Regions from separate parts of the Homo sapiens genome. Here region 2 is linked to region 1. Evidence: chromatin loops called from intact Hi-C (ENCODE). Cell type or tissue: MCF 10A. All regions are shown on one strand. Links, peaks and the distances in the headings refer to the core of each region. The heading gives the core; the rest is flanking DNA.

Region 1 (11,007 bases), core at 2,339-7,338:
TTGAATTTCTTGAGCTGAGATGCCAGTCGTATACCATGGCTACATAAATATCTTAATAATGAGCCCTCCAGAAAAAAAAAAAAACCTGGTTACAAAATGTACCCATAGGTTAAATCTCTTGGAATTATTTGTAAAATTTTTGGACAAAAGTCAAAGACATTTTTAGAGGATGTCTATTAAAATGATGATTCTTACTGGAGTAGTTAGCTAGTAATCTTTTTTTGTCTGTTAAGACTAATTTTGGTTTTTGAAAAGAAAGCCAATTAATATGTGGAAAGGTGGATATTGGCTTTTCTTTCATGCCCTCTTCCTCTACCACTTTATGGAGAGGTTTCTTGAATAATCTATGCTGTTGTACTTGTATGGCAGAAACTGCTACAGGTTTACCAAATTAAACTGCATTTTGCTTCTGTATATATACATACATGGACCACTTTCCTTTGCCACCTTGCAGTTAGGTGGGGGCATTATTACTGACTTCTGGCCTACGGAATATAGACAAAAGTGATGTCTGCTATTAGCATCTAAAAGCATCTCCAACATCATGCTATGATTCTCTTGCTATGATTCTACAATTATATGCTATGATTCTCTTTCTATGATTCTATGCTATGATTCTCTTTCTATGATTCTATGATTATATGCTATGATTCTATCTTATTTGGGTCCAGGTTCAGGGAATACATTTGAGAGTTCCAAATTTAGGGGATGTAATGGTTTCAATGTGTTCCCTTTAAAAATTCATGAGCTGGAAATTTAATCCCCATTGCAACAGTATTGACAGGTGGGGGTCTAATGGAAGATGTTCAGGATCTATTCACTCATGAATGGGTTCATGCCCTTATAAAAAAGTCTCCCAAAAGTCAGTTTGCTTTTCTTCACTATTCTACAACATGAGGAACAACAGTCCTTTCCTCTGGAAGATGCAGTGTTCAAGGTGCAATCTCGGAAGCAGAGACTGGGCCCTTACCAGACACCAAACCTGCTAGCATCTTGATCTTGGATTTTTCAGCCTCCAGAACTTAGAGAAATAATTTCTGTTGTTTATTTCTCAGATATTCTGTTACTGCAGCACCAATGGATGAGGATAGGGAATGACTGAGCCATAAGATGAAAGGATTCTGGGTAAGTCCCATCAATGAGCTGATGACATTCAATTTTCTGTCACCATCCCAGATCTTTTCCCTGTCCTTCAGGCCTGTACCCTACTGCTTACTGTGTATTTTTAGTTGGAAGGAAACCAAACACTCATTTGCCTACATTTTATTATTGTCATGTTCTTTCCCATCCTAGAGGGATTTATTTTCTAACTCATTTAACTTGATGAAATGGGTGACTTAATTGTATTAGCATAATTGGTAGTTGCTTAATTGAACAGTGTTTTTGAGAAAACTGAGAAAGTCTTGGTTTTATGAAATAGGTGCTGAAAAATAAGTACAAAGTGAGTCTACTAAGTAGATTACTCAGTTATTGTTATCATAACTCATGGTTTAATAGTAAAACTAAAAGAGCACACTTAATGTTTTATTTTTATTTATTTATTTTTTTCGAGATGGAGTCTAGCTCTTTCACCCAGGCTGGAGTGCAATGGCGTGATCTCGGCTCACTGTAACCTCCGCCTCCTGGGTTCAAGTGATTCTCCTGCCTCAGCCTCCTGCCTCAGCCTCCCAAGTAGCTAGGATTACAGGCACCTGCCACCACGCCCAGCTAATTTTTGTATTTTTAGTAGAAATGGGGTTTCACCATGTTGGGCAGGCTGGTCTGAAACTCCTGATCTCATGACCTACCCTCCTCGGCCTCCCAAAGTACTGGGATCATAGGCATGAGCCACCACGCCGGGACACATTTAATGTTTTAAATATCAATTAGACACTATAAAAGAAAGATTCTGGAAACAATCTGCTATCTACTTCAAAGCTCCTTCAAGGATACAATTTTAGTGGGCTTATTGTATATACCTACTTATTAACATTTACAACTGACAGCACTTGTGAGTCATGCCAACAACTAGGGGCAACAATTTTGAGCTTTTAAATATCTCAATTTTCAATATGGTTTTCATTTCAGTTTTGCTCTTAAGTTAAAAAAAAAAAGTCACATCTTCAGTACTTGAATGAGTTCCTAATTGATAGAAAAAACAAACATTTCCTGAATTCTTCAAATTACCCTTTTTTGAAAGTAGATGTTGAATTAGAAAGAAATCTGAATTGGGCATGAGATATCATAAACGTATTTTAATTTCAATTCTTCAGTCAGCTTAGATGATTGTCATTGGAAAAATCACTTAACATGTTGAGATCCCTTTCTGGGATAGCAGATGATCCTTCAAGTCCCATTTGGCTTCAAAATACTGTAACTCTATGAATATCTGTTAGTGTATTCCTTTTGGATGCCAAATTCAAATATTATTAGAAGACAAGAATAATTTCTAAACAGAATGCCTTTTTGCCAACCATATTTTTTGTTGGCTAGAGCAAAGTCAGTCTGATTGAGAAACAATAAATAATTAAACACTATAATACTGCTTTTCAGGGACTTAACCCAAATCTCTAGTATAAACTATGACAGTGGGGGACTAACATTATTATAGGGAAACCAGATTACTATCTAAGGAAGCAGTGATGTAATTGGATGTGGTTATTATAATGAAAAATTGCTGGACAGTGGATTAGGAAGCTCAGTTCCCAAAGGCCTGGGTGGGTCCAAGTTTCAACATTTGAGTTCATTATGTATATACATAATGTTCATTTCCATAACTCTTCACTTTTTCTTAACAAAATAGAAGATTTTGAGGGAAAAATGATTTAAACCAGTGATACATTGATGCTGGAGCTCTTTTCTTGGCTTTTGACTTGATTTGTGGTAGAAGTTTGTATAAGATTCTATTTTCATAGATATTTATTAGCAGTAATAAGGCTTAAATGACACCAAATTTATTTAAAGATTGTATGGTATTTTAAAAATCTTTTTATTAAAGGAACTACATAAAATCTCTATTGCATAAAATAGAAACAAAACAGACAAAAACAACTGTTCCTGTATTATGCCTTCACTGGAAAACTATGCTAATGGATTTTACAGATTATTGTGTACAAAGGAAACCTTGTTACCACTATCTGCCTCTTTTCCTTCAGGTTGGTTGGGATAGAGAACAGTTGCTTTTGGTTTAAGCAAGTTGCTGAAGGTAGGGATTCTATCCTGTGTATACATTTCTGAGGACAACAAAGTGGAAAGATGATTACAGCAGATCAATATTAAAAGTCAGTGAGACATATCTTTCCCTAACAAAAGATGAAGCAATAATTCATCATTTATTACATTGTAAAGGTAAAAAAATAAATTAGTTGCAAAATAATGATTCTCAAAGGTAAAGGGCTGAGGCTTTAAAGCCCCCTATGGATTCTGTATCATGTGTGCTGTATTGCTCTGCAAGACCTCCCTGAAGTACAGCTCTTTCCCCTTGCTTCAGGGAGTGTTCCAGACATCAAAACAAAAAGAGAGAGCATTTACCTCCTTTGTGTATTCATTTGTAAGCCTTTATCAGTATTTAAAACTGACAGAATGGGAGCACACAGACTTTTTTACTCACTGGATGTCTGGCCTTGCCTCTCTGCTTTTATTTGGAAAAGGTCATAGGCAAAACTGTAAAGTGGACAAAATTTGTTGAGTTCCCTCTCTCTACTCTGTCCCTGCCACGTGGCCAGTGGGCTCTTTCCTCCTGCCTGGATGCTAATGTTAGCCCCTGAGCTTCTTTAAGGCAAGGATCATCCTTTGTTTTATTGTTAATCATTCAACAGTGTCCATCATCTCTATGTTTGTCACATTAATGAAAAAATGATAAACTAATTCCCATAATCATTAGGTTCAGAATATATATATTTTCATATTAGAAGAGAACTGCTGGAAGAGAGCAATACTTAACCTCAAGGAGTGACTTGCAAATGAGAGAATTTCAGGCATTAGGGGATACGTATTGTGGAGAGGCGGGTGAGAGAGACAACTGTGACTTTGAATCTCATGATGCCAAATTTCCACATCTTTTTGCTTTATTTAAAGTCATCTGTGACTTGAGAACTTGCCCCCAAAATTTTAGATAAAAGAGTTGAGGGAAGATTATTTAAAAAAAAAATGGACAGATTTTTGGATCATCTCAGTTTTATGGATAGCATATTAAAGTCACAGGATATGGTCATTTAATACCCTGTACCAGAGACAACATTGGCTTAATTCATTTCGTGGTTTTCTCAACTGGTACAGAAGATGCTGCTCCATCAACTTGTTCTTAGGCCCTAACTCCTGTCTTGGTTTGTCCTGGACTTCTGCTCACATTCTCCCTCTTCTCCAGTTTTGGTTTCACTAGTGATATCCATTGCCTCGTTTCTGATCAGGTCAATCTCCTGGAATTGCTTTAGCCAGGCCAGCTCTTAGTTGACCTCTGAAGCAGCTCTCCTCCACCCCCTATCGACATAAGTCTGCATGTGCACAGCTGAGTCCAGGAAACTTAATCCTATTCATACATTGAATAGTAAATTATTGAATGTCTATAAAGTGCCAAGTACTGTTCTAGGTACTTGTGATATATCAGTGAATAAAGCAGAAAAAAGATCCTTACATTGATAGAGCTTGCAAATGGGAGCCTCACTTCAGGTTATCCCCATACTTTGAAAGGAACATTTTGAAGAGATTTTTGCATTAGGTGCCTTAAGTGACACCTTATAAAAGGAGCTGTGTTATAATATGGTTTCCTACCAGACAGTTTTTCATTCCAATTGGTTCTCTCTTGGAGTTTGTTCAATCAGACTTGGTAGGAGGAGTGGGAAAGACTGCAATACTGTTGTTCTACCTACGATGTATCCCATAGCATACTGATGCTCCAGTTTCTAAAAACACATATTTAAATTTTTATCTTCCATAAGAAATACTTATTGTAGGTCAGGTTCTCTAGAACAGGACATGAGGCAGAATTTCACTGTTTGTGATTTACTGAAGAAGTGCTCTTCAGGAAAAATCTTATGAGGGAGTAAGAGCAGAATTATAGGGAAGGGAAAGGAATTAACAAGGATGAGATCTCGGGTCAAGTCTAACCTTGATCTGATTTATGGGGAGGCTCTGGAATGTAAATTATATCTTAGAGATTTTCCCACTTCGTAGGCCAGGGGGCTGTGGAATCAGAGGCTAATTCTCCAGAGAAGGGGCCGTATTTTGTTAGCAGTCACTGCAGCAGATGGGAGTGGGTGCAGCAGCCAGGTAGAGGCGCACAGCAGTGCCTTTGACAGTGCCCAATTTCATATTCCCTGAGTACCATGGAATTTCCAGTACTGTGTGTGAAAATATTGATGGCCTTACAGACATTTCTGTGGATTCATAATTTTTAAAACATTTTTTGAGTATCTACTGAGTTTCAGATACTGTGCTGGATTGGTACATGGAAGAGTGTGACATGATTGCTGTCTTGAGCTACTCTGTGGACTAAGAGGGGGAAGGGACAGGGCAGCAGTGGTGTCAAGGGAGTGTGATATGATGTCTGGCAGAGTCATGAACAGTATGCTGTTTGACATGATGTGGAAGCAATACTCAATCCCAGATGGTGGCTGGGAGAGGGTCAGGGAAAGCTTCCTGATGATGTGACATCCTAGGCAATTGACTCAGAGCCTTCATAAAGTCTGTTATATTATTTTCCTGTGGCTGCCGTAACAAGTTAACACAAACTAGTGATAACAGAAATGTATTCTCACAGTTCTGGAGGCCAGAAGTCCAAAATCAGGGTGTAAGCAGGGCTGTGCTCTCTCCCAAGGCTCCGGGGAGAACCTTCCTTGCCTCTTCCAGCTTATGGTAGCTCTAGGCATTCCTTGGCTTGAGGCTGCAATCAATGCCTCCCTTTTCATGACCTTCTCTCTGTGTGTGTCTTCTCCTCTTCTGCCTCTCTTTAGGTCACTTGGCATTGGATTCAGGGCTCACCCTGATAATCCAGGGGGAACTAATCTCAAGATCTTTAATTAAATTCTATCGTCAAAGACCCTTTTTCTCCATAAGGTCACATTCACAAATCACAGGTTTCTGAGGTTAGGCTGTGGACATATCTTCTTTGGGGCCACCACTCAACTCAATACTTGACTAGTGGTTAAAGTGTTTCCTATTCCAAATGGAAAGGGGCACTACATTTAAGCTTTTGTAATTAATTGTTACATAATGGGGGAGGGGCCTCCTGGGCATAAGCTCCAAATGTTATGGTTCCCATTTATAGCCACCTTTTAGGATGCAAACTGTGAGGTAAAGCTTTTAAATTCAAACACAAAGCTTCTAGTTAACTCACTTGCCTTGGAAAATAGGGGCTATTCATCCTACATTCACTCTTCCAGTGGAAGAGACTCACGTGAGCCTAAGTCAATTTCACCTCTCAGAAAGGCTACCCACAGTGATGCCAAGTAGTCAAGATGGTTTTCATTCCAATCTTACTTATTCATAGCTCAGTATCTGGTGAGGCAACTTTCTGATCACTGATAGTGACAGGTGGAAGTTGTGGAGCAGGGAGCGCTGTTGAGGATATATAGAGTTATAGGGCTTGGTGAATAATTGGTCATGTTAGTGAGAAACAAGGAAGACCTCAAGACCTGTGTGAGCAAGACAGGATATTTAGTTCAGTTTTGAATATGGTGAATCTGAGGAAGCAGTAATTCATCCACGTGAAAAAAAATCTCATAAACTCATGACTGATGGGTTTCTAGTTTTTTTTTTTTTTAAATAAGACTTTTTTTTAAGGAAAGATATTTTGAGTATTTTTTTTTCATGAATCGTGAGATGGGAGCTGCATCTTTAAAGTTTTAACACAAACATTTTGCACAGAAGCAGTCACTCCCTAAATATGATGCTTGGCTTGAGCTATATTTTTTAACTCTGATATATTTTAAATATAATTAATATTATTTTATGCTTAGTGCATGTTGCCTGATTCTTAATTTTTATTTGTTTTAAGGGGATGTAGGCACTTTTGAATCTCCCCCCTTAGAGGATCAGGAACAATAACTAATAGGTCATAGGCTTAATACCTGGGTGATGAAATAATCTGCACAATAAATCCCCATGACACATGTTTACCTATGTAACAAACCTACACGTGTGACCCTGGACTTAAAAGTTAAAGAAAACTCCTTCCTGTTTTATTTCTCTTTTTTCATATTCTTACAAACAAAGCTCTCAAAACAAACAGTCCATTTATAATTTATATTCTTTTCTATTCCTTCTTAGTTTCTCCTTGAATCACTGAAAGGAAAAATGGGCTTGATTTTTTTTTTCGAAAGGATGAGAATTATACACAAAAAAGCTTCCCTTCCAACCTTTTTGGAAACAGTGACGTAATTGTGTTTACATGAATTTGCAAGTATGACATTGATTTACCACTTTGTGTGCACCCATTGTTGCCTTTCAAATGACTCCACTTTTCATACAACTTTAGCAAATGAAGAACTTACTGAGGTGGTCCAAGTATTTTAACAATCGTTAGTCAATTAGAATAAGTCTTTAATATTTTATTATATTTTTAATATACTTTTAAAACTTTTTTTTTTTTTTTTTTTAATGGAGTCTCGCTGTTGTCAGCCCAGGCTGGAGTGCAATGGCGCGATCTCGGCTCACTGCAACCTCCCGGGTTCCAGCAATTCTCCTGCCTCAGCCTCCTGAGTAGCTGAGATTACAGGCGCCCGCCACCAGGCCCGGCTAATTTTTGTATTTTTAGTAGAAATGGGGGTTTCACCGTGTTGGCCTGGCTGATCTCGGACTCCTGACCTCAGGTGATCCACCAGCCTTGGCCTCCCAAAGTGCTGGGATTACAGACGTGAGCCACCACGCCCGCCTAAAACATTGTCTTTTATATATTTTATACTTTATATATTTTTATATTTTTGTTCAAATATTAAAATAAAAATTGTTATCTGGCTATGTTACTTTTTTAATATGTGTGCATTTTAATAATGCATGCAAAAAACAGTAAAGTTTTAAGGGAATTAAACATTGAGTTTAATGGAGTCTTACATTTAATATGACAGCAGAACACCACAAAGTGTATCCACTTAACTTTCCTTTGCCCCAAAGTAGCTTTCTGAAAAACTGAAGAAAATAAGACTTCATTCAGAGCTTTAATAAGAGTCTATTCATGGAAGGGCCTCATGCCAGTCAATGTATCTTATGTTTTATTATAATAACATGCTAGAGGAATTGTTCTGCTTTTTAAATTAGGCATTTAAAATGAAAATAAGCATCAAATCAAACAGTCTCCGACCAAGTTCCTGTGTATCTTCTTTGCTACATCTTCTTGAGTGATTTTCATGAGAAGAGTGATCTCATTATGAGTAACATTTCTTGAAGCAGAAAAATATGACACTCCAAAATGATATTGACTTGCTGTTTTCCTGTTATTTAGTGGTCTTAACTATCAATCAAAGCAACTAAATGATGCCTGTCATACATTCAGGAGAGTAAAACATAGATCTAATTTTATCCTTAGGTCATTGAAACTTATAATTGTTAAAACTTTGTCCTATGAAATTAAAATTGAATCAACAAGGTTAACAATACAAAGGAAAGTAGGAAGAACAGTATGCAAAGAATATTATGTTCAATAGAATCAAGTGTAGGTGATAATAGGATAAATCGTTTTTTGAAAACAGGATTGGAACCAAAATTTGTTTTTAATAAGTGAGTTTTTAACATTAGAAGGATTTTATTCTTAACTCTCAATTATATAATCACAAAAAAAAATCAATGTTTCAGGAAAACACACTTAATCCTAACATAAAATTCATGTCACTTATCACAAAGTTAGATAGTCAAGTGTATAAAGGAGAAACAAAACAGAAATAGTAATTTTAAACCACATGAGACATCGCAAAGAATTTTTTTTGTTAATAAACAACCCATAAATACTTTTACATACTACATTTCAAAAATGATGCATCTATGAATAATATGATAAAGGTCATAGTGTTGAAGACTTTAAATTCAAGGTCATCATGTTGAAGACTTGAAATTAAATTCAAGGTTGTAGTGATGAAAAATTCAAAGTCAAGGTCTTGATGACAAAGACTTTAAATCCAAGGATATATTGTGTAAGAAAGGACAAACCACTAGCATTCAAGTTATTTATCCAATTAGTTCTCTGTGAGTACAAAATATAAGAAATCACTACATGGATTGGCCTAATTAGAAATTTTATTTCATTTATAAATAACTCTTAACTTCAGGAAATCTTTTCACAGAATCATTCAGTCACATGGTATTTATCTACCCTTGTGTAGGTATTTCTGCTACACTTTAAATCCTTATTCAAAACAATTCTCTCTCCATTTCTCTATGTTTTTAAGTATAAAATATTTTAAAAGGAAGAAATGTCAGCTGGGCTTGGTGTCTCACACCTGTAATCCCAGCACTTTGGGAGGCCAAGGCAGGCAGATCATGAGGTCAAGAGATGAAGACAATCCTGGCCAATGTGGTGAAACCCTGTCTCTACCAAAAATACAAAAATTAGCCAGGCGTGGTGGTGTGTGCCTGTAGTCCCAGCTACTCGGGAGGCTGAGGCAGAAGAATCGCTTGAACCAGAGAGTTGGAGGTTGCAGTGAGCTGAGATTGCACCACTGCACTCCAGCCTGGTGACAAAGTGAGACTCCGACTCAAAAAAAAAAAAAAAAAAAAAAAAGAAATGTCTGTCCTTTAGCTAGAGAAAAAAAGCAACCCATTTCCTTCTTTACTTCAAAAACACAAAACAAACCAAAACAATCCAATTCCTAATGTAATGTCATACAGAACACAGGGCCTGGAACAATATTTCATTCTGGTTTTCCTGCTATATGCTGAGAATAATTTAGTTATTTACATTATTGAGAAATCTATTTAGCAGACTAGAATCATCCCAATGCTTCCATCAGCAGAAGGCTTGCTAAAAAAGGCACGAGCAGTGGCATCTACAAATGGGAACATCAAAGACTCTACTCTCTCTTTCTCCTCATCTTCTTCTGATTCATCCATATCTGCTGAATCATCATCAGCATCATCATTATCATTTTTTCTCCTCCCCCTCATCTTTCTCTTCCATCTCTTCATATTCATCAGGACCCATTTCCAATCATACTATAGACACCCTGAACGTTGGACATGCCATATGGAATTGGAGAATGGCAACATTAAAGATATTTAAAGTACAGGAAATGGTAGGTATAATACCCTTCCATATATCGTGGTGTTGTAGAGAATGTGGTACAGCTGCTCCAGTCATATACCCAGCCTGGGCTGATGACTGGAAATTCACAAGCTAATCCAGGTCCTTGAACTTCTTCTACTTCACCTTTAGCATTCGTTAGTCTCCACTAGCAACTGTCCAACTGACAAGCCTTCTCAGGAATAGCATCTTTTGACAATCTTAATTCGGTGTGTGAAGGAATAGTGGGGTTGATGTACAGAAGCTAAGTTCTGGCAGAAACTATGGGGAAACTGAAATGCTAATATCCTCAGGTGTTGCTATAGACATTCTGGCATCTTATGAATCAGTCTTATTTCTTCACTAATAATATTTCAAATTTATGCTTTGGGAAAAGTTTAGTGCTCTAGAAATTTTCAACAGAATGAGTATACATTAGCCTTTGAATTTTATGGTTTATAACTAATATTGCACAGAAAGTATTTTTATACCACATATTCTTCCAAAAACATTCAGTCTCATAACTAGATTTTACATTAAAATCTTCAAGGAGTAGATATACAAATTGCACTTGTCATTTAAAGCTACAAGAAAGGCATCATTCAGATTTGAAATTCTGTTTGGATTTAACTTCCTGATTAACAGTAGCAACTGTCCAACTGGTAGATTTTGAAAATGATGACACATTATCCTCTTAAATAAAAATGACATTGACAAAGACTCAAAACTGCCTGAATTTTATGGTCTGTATCAATTATAAGGTAAAGAAATATTCTGCTTCCTCTAAAGCTGCCCCATAGAGAAGGTGGCAATTAAAAAGG
Region 2 (11,007 bases), core at 3,988-8,987, 270 kb before region 1:
TGGTGTATATGTTCCCCATTTTCTTAATCCAGTCTATCGTTGTTGGATATTTAGGTTGGTTCCAATTCTTTGCTATTGTGAATAGTGCCGCAATAAACATATATGTGCATATGTCTTTATAGCAGCATGATTTATAGTCCTTTGGGTATATACCTAGTAATGGGATGGCTGGGTCAAATGGTATTTCTAGTTCTAGATCCCTGAGGAATCGCCACACTGACTTCCACAATGGTTGAACTAGTTTACAGTCCAACCAACAGTGTAAAAGTGTTCCTATTTCTCCACATCCTCTCCAGCACCTGTTGTTTCCTGACTTTTTAATGATCGCCATTCTAACTGGTGTGAGATTGCATCTCATTGTGGTTTTGATTTGCATTTCTCTGACGGCCAGTGATGATGAGCATTTTTTCATGTGTTTTTTGGCTGCATAAATGTCTTCTTTTGAGCAGTGGCTTTACTTTTAAAATGTATCCTGAATTTAACTATCTCTGCCCATTTTTACTGTCACTGTCGTAGTCAACCAACATCACCTCTCATTTAAATGATCCCACTGCCCTCTTCTCTGATATTCTTGCTTCTTTTCTTATTCCCCTGCAATCTCATCTCAACATATCAACCAGAGTGATTTTTGGTAACTCAGACTATGTCATTCCCCTTCTCAAAGCCTTCGGCCTCACTCAAAATAAAAGCTGAAATTTGTACAATGACTCACAAGGCCATAAGTGGTCAGTTTTTCATTACCTATTTTAACTCTCCTGCTACTCCATCCCTGTTCACTTGGCCATTCTGGCCTCCTTAGTCCTTTTCAGACATATCTCAAGGCCTTTGTACTTGCTATTCCCCCTTTATATGAAATACTCTTCCCAAATATTTGCATGGCTAACTCCCTCACCTAATTCAGAGTGGAAAAATGAATTAAAAAAAATAGTGACAGTCTTAAAATTCAAAGGCCTTGCAAGGATGAAAAGCCTACAGCTTCTAAGATTCCAAAAAGCAAGAAATGGGCAACTAGATAAGAAAAAGAGACAAAATGCAATGCTTTCTATTATTTCCAATAGGAAGAAAAGAAGCAACATTATGTTTATTTGCAGATGACATAATCCTGTATGTAAAAAAGCCCAACGATTCCACACAAAAAACCCTGTTAGAACTCATAAATGAATTCAGTAAAGTTGCAGAACACAAAATCGACATATTTAAATCAGTAGTATTTTTATACGCAAATAGTGACCTAATTGAAAGAAATTAAGAAAAAATCTCATTTACAATAGTATAAAAATGACATATCTAGGAATAAATTTAACCAAGGAAGTGAAAGATCTGTATACTGAAAACTATAAAACATGGATGAAAGAAATTGGAGACACAAATACGTGAAAAGATATCCTATACTCCTGAATCAGAAGATATAAAATAATATTGTTAAAATGTTCATGCTGTCTAAAGCAATACACAGGGTTTTTTTTCCCTTGGGGTGTGGTATTGTTATGTTGTCGAGGCTGGTGTCAAAGTCCCAGCCTCAGAAGATCCTCTCATCTTGGCCTTCCAAAGTGCTGGGATTACAGGTGTGAACAACTATACTAGGCTACAGTGTACAGATTTAATGCAATTCTTATCAAAATTCCAATGGCATTATTCATAGAAATAAAAAAAAAGTCCTAAAATTTGTAAAGAAGGATAAAAGACTTCAAATAGCCAAAATAATTCTGAGAAATGAAAACAAAGTTGGAGGCATCACACTTTCTGATTTAAAATTATGTTACAAAGCTATAGTAATCAATACAGCATGGTCCTGTGCAGAAAAACAGACATATAGACCAGTGGAACAGAATAGAGAGCCTAGAGATCAACCTAAGCATATATGGTCAACCTAATTTTTGTCAAGGAGACCAAGAAGACAAAATGGTAAAGGATAATGTCTTCAATAAATGGTACTGAAAAAACTGAATTTCGACATGCTAAAGAACGAAATTAGACCCTTATCTTATACCATACACAACAAATCATGTTAAAATGGATAAAAAACTTACATATAATATTAGAAACTATGAAAACCCTAAAAGGGAACATAGGAGAAAAGCTCCTAGACACTGACTTTGGCAATTATTATTTTGATATTACATCAAAAGCTCAGATCACAAAAGCAAAAATAAATAACTGGGACTACATCAAACTAATAAGCTTTTGCACAGCAAAGGAAACAATCAACCAACAAAATCAAAGGGCAGCCTATGAATTGGGGAAAAAATATTTGCAAACCATGTATCTGATAAGGGAGTAATATCCAAAATTTATGAAGAATTCATACAACTCATTAGTGGAAAAAAAACTTGATTAAAAAATGAACAAAAAACCTGAATAGGCATTTCTCCAAAGAAGACATAAAAATGGCCAACAAGTATATGAAAAGGTACTCAACATTATTAGTCACCAGGGAAATGCAAATCAAAACCACTATGAGATACCACCTCACAGTCTTACCATGTTAGAAGGTCTCATCAAAAAGTCAAATGATAACAAATGTTGGCGAGGGCGTGGCAAAAAGGGAACCCTGTACACTGATGATGGAAATGTAGATTGGTACCACCAATGGGAATACAGCATGGAGGTTTCTAAAGAAATAAAAAATAGAGCCACCATATGACCCAGTAATCCCTCTTCTGGGTACATACCCAAAGGGAATTAAATAACCATCTCATAAAGTTTTTGTGCTGCAGTGTTCACTGTAGAATTGTTCACAATAGACATGATATGGAAACAACCTAGTGTTCATTGACAGACAAATGAATAAAGAAAATGGATATATGCAATGGAATATGATTCAGTCTTTACAAAGAATGAGATCTTTCCATTTACCACAGCATGAGTGAGGACATTATGTTAAGTGAAATAAGCCAGACACAGAAAGAAATAATGCCTGATCTCACTTTTATGTGGAATTTAGAAAAAAAACTCTCAAATGTACAGAGATAGATAACCAAACAGTGGTTGACAGGAACGAGGTGTGGGGAGGGAGAAGAAAATGGAGAAAGGTAGGTCAGAGGCTACAAAGTAGCACATATGTAGGATGAAAAAGTCTAGACATCTAATGTATCATATGAGGATTATAGGTAATAAAGTTATACTGTATATGGTATTCATGCTGAATGAATAGATTTTAGCTGCTCTTGCTACAAAAATTTTAAAAAGGGTAACTGTGAAATGATGGATAGATGGATATGTTAATTTGATTCACTGTAATAACCTTCTTACTATCTACGTGTGTTCCATAACATCATGTTGTATACCTTAAGTATACACAATAAAATGCATTTAAAAACACCCAAAAGAGCAAGAAGTGAGATTTTAAACAAGGCTTTGAGCAGTGGAGACTCAATGAGACTTCCCAGCTGAACAAGGTGACTCAGTTTTGCAGCATAGATAAGATTAAAGTTTAGACTTCCTACTCAAGGTAGTCACTATTTGGAAAAAGAGGACATGAAATTACATAGACAATAATTATGACTAGGGAAGTCATAACTTGGTCTAGTTGCATGAGTTTACTAGAATAAATACATAAGAAATCTAAGTTTTAAGGGACTTATACTGCCAAAAACCCTCATAAGTATGACTCTTAGGTGAGCCTTAAAACAGCCTTTGGTAAGGAAATGGGGGGCAAACATTGCTTGGCTTTCAAGAGAGCAAACTCCTCAACATCCACTTTCAATGTGGCCAGGGAAGATAAAAGAAAGAGGATCTTCCCACAAGATGGAGCCAAGAAGAAAGAGAAATGATGTCAGTGACATCAGGGCCTCATGGAAGAATCCACCTTTTAGGCCATCACTTTGCCCAGTCTCAGAATTACTTATTATATTTGGAAAAAACTTTACCTATTCTTTTGGGATCAGAGTGAGTCAGTGGACTCACTCTAATTCAGAAGATCATTGTGTAGGTCAAATAAGGGCTTCCAAAAATATTAAGTTTTAATTCCTGGAACTTGTAAATGTTGTTTTATTTGGAAAAAGTGTCTTTGTAGATGTAATTAAGTTAAAGACCTCTAGATGGGGAGATTATTCTGGATTATCTGAGTAGGCGCTGAACACCATCATAAGGACTTTTATAAGAAGGAAGTAGAGAGAGATTTGATACACCAGAGGAGGAGGCAGTGGGAAGACAGGGACAGAGATTAGAGAGATGTGGCCACAAGCCAAGGAATGTGGGCAGCCACCCAAACCTGGAAGAGGCAAGGAGGATTCTTCTTCAGTGCCTTCCAAGGGAGTGCAGCCTTACCAACACCTTGATTTGAGACCAGTGAAACTGATTTCAAACTTCTGGTGACTAGACAGTGAGAGAATAAATGTTGTTGTTGTAAGCCACCAAGGTTTGTAGTAATTTTTGTCACAGCAGCCACAGAGCAATACACTCATACATTAAAAAGACATAGTAATAATCGACCCTGTTCTGAGTGCTGTGAAAATGCAGTAAGACTTGTGATTCCCTGGCTTGTTTACAAATTGGTAAATTTGTGCCCTGATAAGTATATATGAAATCAAAACAAAGAAAAAAATTGTAAATAAGATCCAGTGATGTTTTGTTCCCTATTTAATGGCAAGTTTTGAAGTTACAGCAATGAGAAAGGGCAGAAAATACCTTTGTAGAGCCACCTTCACTTAATAAAACTCCTTTGCTATTAGAAACTGGAAATATCTTTATCTTTGTTTCTAATTCTAAAACAATGAGTTTTGATTTCAGAACTTAAAACTGAAAAAGCAGAATATTGACATTTCCCCCAACTCATCAGTGTTAATAATGTTTTTGTTTCACTTTTTAAAATCTCTAAATATTTGTATATTAACAATAAAAATATAGCATGCTACTTTTTGGTAACTTGCTTTTCTTCATAAACCCGTAGATAACTTTCTATAGCAGTATAGATAGCTCTGTCTTCTTCTTTTTTTTTTTTTATTTTTATTTTTGAGACAGAGTCTCATTCCGTCACCCAGGCTGGAGTGCAATGGTGCAATCTCGGCTCACTGCAACCTCCACCTCCCGGTTCAAGCAATTCTCCTGCCTCAGCCTCCCAGGTAACTGGGATTACAGGCACCTGCCACCACGCCTAGCTAATTTTCTTTTTTGCATTTTTAGTAGAGATGGGGTTTCGCCATGTTGGCCAGCCTGGTCTCGAACTCCTGACCCCAGGTGATCCACCCGCCTCGGCCTCCCAAAGTGCTGGGATTACAGGTGTGAGCCACCATGCTCGTCCTGCCTTCTTCTTAATTGGTCTATATCATTCCTTTATATGGATATGGTATAATTTATTTATTATTATTATTGTTATTTTTGAGATGGAGTCTTGCTCTGTCACCCAGGCTGGAATGCAATGGCGCAACCTCGGCTCGTTGTAATCTCTGCCTCCCGGGTTCAAGTGATTCTCCTGCCTTAGTGTCCTGAGTAGCTGGGATTACAGGCACACACTACCACACCTGGCTAATTTTTGTGATTTTAGTAGAGATGGGGTTTCACTATGCTGGACAAGCTGGCCTCGAACTCCTGACCTCAGGTGATCCGCCCGCCTCAGCCTCCCAAAGTGCTGGGATTACAGTTGTGAGCCACTGAGCCTGGCCAGTATAATTTATTTAAATAAGTACTCACTGATGGATGCTTCAGTTGTTCCTATTCTTTTGGTGCAAATAGTAATACATTTCTTTTTATGCAGATTTAATGGTCTCTGTTTTGCCAAACTCAAAAGTACTTTCAGTTTAAAGAATAGTTATTTTGCAAAGGTACTAAACGTTAGAAGTAAGTTTTAAAATACATTAAGCACTTATATTAATTGCCTTACAATTATTTAGAAGTTTTGATGAATAACCATAGTAATGGTTACTTTTTTAGACATCTGACTACCCAGTGGTGCTCTCTTTAGAAAATCACTGCTCCACTGCCCAACAAGAAGTAATGGCAGACAATTTGCAGGCTACTTTTGGAGAGTCCTTGCTTTCTGATATGCTTGATGATTTTCCTGATACTCTACCATCACCAGAGGTAACATTTTTTTCTGAGAAACTCAGGTTAAGAAAAAAGTCCATGAAAACATGTCACTGTTATATTGGCCTGTGAAACTGGGCTAGAGACCAATGAAAATGCTTAGTTTTGATCACGTATAGAGGTTTATTTTTGCAATGTTGCCTAGGGAATGTTCTCATGAATGCTTAGGTGAATATATTTCGATTAAAATTTATATATATATACATACAACCCACATTTTGATTGTGTCTCCTACCCCATGGGTCCACAATATCAAAGCAATTAGTATTAAGGACCAGAAATTTAGTATGTTTTACAGGCAAAAGTCCTAGAAAGTGGCAAAAGTTCTAGACTATAAATAGTCAGTACCCAATATCTCAACAGCTGGGTAGCAAGTTCCCCTTTAAAAAATCTACTCTTTTCAATTTCCCTGTCTCTATGACCCTTTCCGTCTTAATTTGAGCATACTGAAGTATTTGCTTTGAAAAATCACGTCCACATCTACCATCAGGACTTCACTTCTCTCTCTGGCTGTCTCTTTATTACTCCCTCTCTATGGCCCGGTGCAGTGACTCATGCCTGTAATCCCAGCACCTTGGGAGGCTGAGGAGGGCGGATCCCCTGAGGTTAGGAGTTCACAACCAGCCTTGAGCAACATGGTGAAACCCCGTCTCTACTAAAAATACAAAAATTAGCTGGGTGTCGTGGCATCCACCTGTAATCCCAGCTACTAGGGAGACTGAGGCAGGAGAATCGCTTGAACCCGGGAGGCGGGGGTTACAGTGAGCCAAGATTGAGCTACTGCACTCCAGCCTGGGCAAAAAGAACAAAACTCCTTCATATTGAAAAAAAGAAAGGAATTACTCCCTCTCACGGCCCAAATTTTCATTTTCTTGTCTCCTTGCAACCTGTTCAGTCCCTCTTTCTCTTCTAATTGCTTCACAGGAAAGTTCCCATCACATTCATCAAAGATTTTCTTACTGATAAATTCTAATGAACCTCTTTTAGTCTTCATCTGGTTGTCCTCTCATTAACATTCAATACTGTCGACCTCCACTTCCTTTCCCTGAATTACTTTCTGTTGTAACACCACATTCTTTAGCCTTCCCTCACTCCTCTTTGACCACTCCTGCTTAGTTTCCTTTGCTGGGCCTTTCTCCCTATCCCAAATTTTATCAGATTACAAATAAACTTTCTTTTTGATGAATAGTATTGTCTAACAACAAATAGTTTGGTTTTGACATGTCTTCATTTTTGCTAGACATAACAATATTTTTGTAATATTTGGGTATTGCCCTCTGTATTTTCCTTATTTTTTTTGCCAACTTAAAATAATCAAAAGGCTTGGGATTCAGTTAGAAGAATTTATTCAAGTGCATAGTGTAAGGGTAGCTTTCTGGGACACACAAGACAGCAAAGAATAGTAGTCATTGCTCCTGGTGTGGGAAAAAGTGAAAATTGTTTTATACAGGCAAAAACAGAGGTACAGAACAGAATTACAGTATTTTCCACACAAGGGTTAACATACAGATTTAAGATTTGATTGGCTACGGTTGATTACACTCTAAGGGGTTTGCTTAACATTCTATTGTAAAGAGGTAATCACAAGGTTCTCTATCTCTAAGGTCATTTAGTCAGGGTTTGAATAAAGAATAAGGAGTCTGGTCAATGTATAACATCTCAACACAAAGGTCAGAAAGCAATGGTCATGCACCATCGAAGAAAAACAGCTGTATTACATGACTAAGTTTCCAGGGCTGAACTTTTCTCCCTGACATAATAAATTTGGAAGATCTTCAAATTTTACTTCTTTTAACATTTTATTTAAATCAGTGAAAAATTTTCAAGTGAAAGTGTTGTGACACTAGTGACAAGACATATAGGGCTGATGATAGAACTGAGACAGAAAAAAATGAACTGTGTGATAAATGGAAAGACCACGGTTCTTTTGTGGCATAAGAATGCCCACAGACTCAATGTGTTCAATTGTGGTGGAAAGAAATAGTAAAGAATTTCGAAACATATCATCAAAGATTAAACCCAAATCATAGTCCAATTCTGGAACTTATAATTTTCAGCTTTCTTGGAAGAGAATCCCGCTTCCTATTATATATGAATCTATTTTTCTAGCATTCCCGTACATAGCTTTCATTCAAATTTTAGCTCCATATTAAAGCAGGGAGGTGCTTTTCAATGAGTAAATAAAGAATTAAAGTTACCCTGTAATCCCAGCTACTTGGGAGGCTGAGGCAGGAGAATCTCTTGAACCCAGGAGGCGGAGGTTGCAGTGAGCTGAGATCATGTCACTGCACTCCATCCTGGGTGACAGAGTGAGACTCCGTCTCAAAAAAAAAAAAAAAAAAAAGTTACTTTATCCTACAATATTCAGTCCTTGTGTGTAAAAGAATTGCCTAGAGACTTGTTAAAGGAGGCCCAATTCCAGCCCCACAATTCAAGATTCTGATTCCCTTATTTTGAAGTAGATCCTAGGAATTTGTCCCTTTCCCAAGCACTTCTGATAATATTCTTGATACATGGGATTGCAGAGTGCATTTGGTAAACTCTGCAGTGGAGAGTATCATAAGGGTCATTGTGAAAGAGGGAAGACCCAAGATGATGGAATAATTTGAATGGATGCCTGAGGATGACAAAAGAGAAAGGACAATCAAAGCTCCCTGGAGAAAAGAACTTTACTTTATAACCCAGATTTCAGCATTGTATATAACAGAGCCGGTACTTAAATGTACTTGTTAAATTAAAGAAATTATCCTAAGGGCAGGAATAACCAAGTGAAAGAATGGAACCAGAAGCCTTCAAATTTAGAACAAGTGACACTGATGGTAAATTTTGCTATGCTTCTAAGTTTGAAGGACAGAAAATATTAAGTTAATGATGTTTATGTGTAATACAGAAGAAATTTGAAGAGCCTTTATTACGAATCTTTAATTTAGTCTATACTAGATGCCAGACACTTATGATAGACATTTTAATATACCTGATTTCATTTAATACTTTTTAATGTTGGATAAGAAAATGATGAGCTGAAGCGTTTACTACCAGAAGTTGTAACATTTTCATTGCAATATCATGGTAAGTATTTATATATATATACTTTTCACATATTTCAAATTGTTGGAATAGTACCAACTTGGGAAATATAAAAAAAATGGCATATGGTAAGTCTCAATCATAACAGGCTTATTTTTTGGTGAATTACAATCAATAGCATTATATCACTGTATTCATTCCTCTACTGAGATGTGAATAGGGGTATGGGAAAAAATGGAGTTCTTACATATCTTATTACTGTAGGCTAATTGGAAATATAGTGAAACACTTTTCAGTGACTGTTACAATGCAAATTTACTTGTAAATGTGTAATTGTATCTCTCAAATTGTTTCCTTAGGCACTAAAATTCAAAATATTAGTTAAAAATAAGAAAATAGGAACCTTAAAGGAAACCCATGAAAGAAAAGGTTCTGATAAGCGTGGTAAGGTGGAGGAATGGGAAGAAGAAGTGGCAGATGGAGAGGAGGAGGAGGAGGAGGAGGAGGAGGAGGAGGAGGAGGAGGAGGATAAATTCAAAGAATCAGAAGTATTGGAATCTGTTTTAGGAGACAATCAAGACAAGGAAACAGGGGTAAAAAAGTTACCTGGAGTAATGCTTTTCAAGAAAAAGAAGGTGAGGTGGTGTTTTGTGAAAATCTTACAAGTGATTGGAAAGTTTTCTAATTTTATTCTTGGAGATTTTTTTAAAATTCTGGAGAAAAATCATTTTCCTTCTTATAAAAACTCTAGTCTATCATTTACAATTTACTTTGAAAACATCGATGGTGGAAGATGAATTTTTTAAATTGCCTCTTTTCTTATGTTAGCTGCTTAAACATTTTTTTCTCTAGGCTGAGCACGGTGGCTCATGCCTGTAATCCCAGCACTTTGGGAGGCTGAGGTGGGCGGATCACATGAAGTCAGGAGTTTGAGATCAGCCTGGTCAACATGGTGAAACCCCGTCTCTACTAAAAATACAAAAATTAGCCGGGCATGGTGACGCATGCCTGTAGTTCCAACTACTTGTGACGCTGAAGCAGGAGAATTGCTTGAACCTGGGACGCGGATGTTGCAGTGAGCCGAGATCGAGCCATTGCACTCCAACCTGGGCAACAGAATGAGAGATCCTGTTTCAAAAAAAAAAAAAAAATCTCTATAATTGATAAATATTATGCATTCTTATGAAACAGGCTTTGTGCGAAGTGCAAAAGATGCAGAGATACACAACGTAATTTCCCTGGTCCCAAGTAAAGACAAAGACAAGATTCAATATTAATAATACATAATGTTATATGTATATACATTAGCATGATGAAAGAAAGTATATTAGGTTGCATGTGACACAAAACCAATCCAGCTGGTTTAAATAAAATGATAATTAATTAATTGGCCTACATAGATGAAAAGTTCAGTGAAAGGGATTTTAGTTTAAAAAATGACTTGATATAGTGTCTCACATAAAGTCAGCAGAACTTCAATTCTTTCTCCAGCTTTGCTCCCACTTTCTCTGTGTTGGTGCATGGCTATTGCAAGGAGTCAGCTTTATATCATTTCAGCTTCAAATCCAGTGGAATGCCTATCTCTTGGCAGAGCAACTATTTTTTTTTTTTTTTTTTTTTTTTGTACGTTGGCTCTGATCTGGTTATGCGCACATCCCAGAACCAATTACTGTTGCTAGGGGAATGCAAAGCTCTGTTTAGCTGGCCCAATCTGCCTGACTCATACTTGGATTGAGCATGAGCAAGAAATGTTTTCCCAAAACAAAACTTGGGAAATGGCTAAAAAGAAGTGTAAAAGAAATAGATGCCAGGTTGTGAAATGGCAAATGTTCGCTATGTAATAGAAGTCATTTCAATATAAATTTATTAATGACAAAAATTCCTAAAATTATAAAATTCATGGGAATACACTGAGATCTTTAGGAAAAAAATAAATAGTAATAATTGTGGTCCTCA

Evidence for each region. Hi-C counts contacts between places; a loop is a spot of excess contacts. Peaks named below come from ENCODE experiments on the same cell type or tissue, not always from the same donor. Only the 100,000 strongest peaks of a DNase experiment are listed, where the experiment ranks them.
Region 2: it touches region 1 in a loop (4-fold over the local background); 4 of 110 quality-filtered maps call a loop at or near these places.

The regions. Positions count from the first base shown.
Region 1 is chr12:18,424,068-18,435,074 of GRCh38, reverse strand. The region is part of intron 18 of PIK3C2G (phosphatidylinositol-4-phosphate 3-kinase catalytic subunit type 2 gamma); the gene reads right to left. LOC124902891 (a long non-coding RNA gene) reads left to right here. Exons shown (of 3, transcript XR_007063234.1): 2 at 1,056-1,125. Among named protein-coding and RNA genes, the nearest start is that of PIK3C2G, 170 kb to the right of the region's middle. In MCF 10A, for the core only: a CTCF peak has its summit at 4,466; a DNase peak (open chromatin) is centred at 4,434.
Region 2 is chr12:18,700,180-18,711,186 of GRCh38, reverse strand. PLCZ1 (phospholipase C zeta 1) reads left to right here. Exons shown (of 15, transcript NM_033123.4): 7 at 5,872-6,021; 8 at 9,411-9,495; 9 at 9,619-9,686. It also overlaps a transcript of PIK3C2G not described here. Among named protein-coding and RNA genes, the nearest start is that of PLCZ1, 32 kb to the left of the region's middle. In MCF 10A, for the core only: no CTCF peak of the experiment used is centred there; DNase peaks (open chromatin) are centred at 6,586 and 8,606.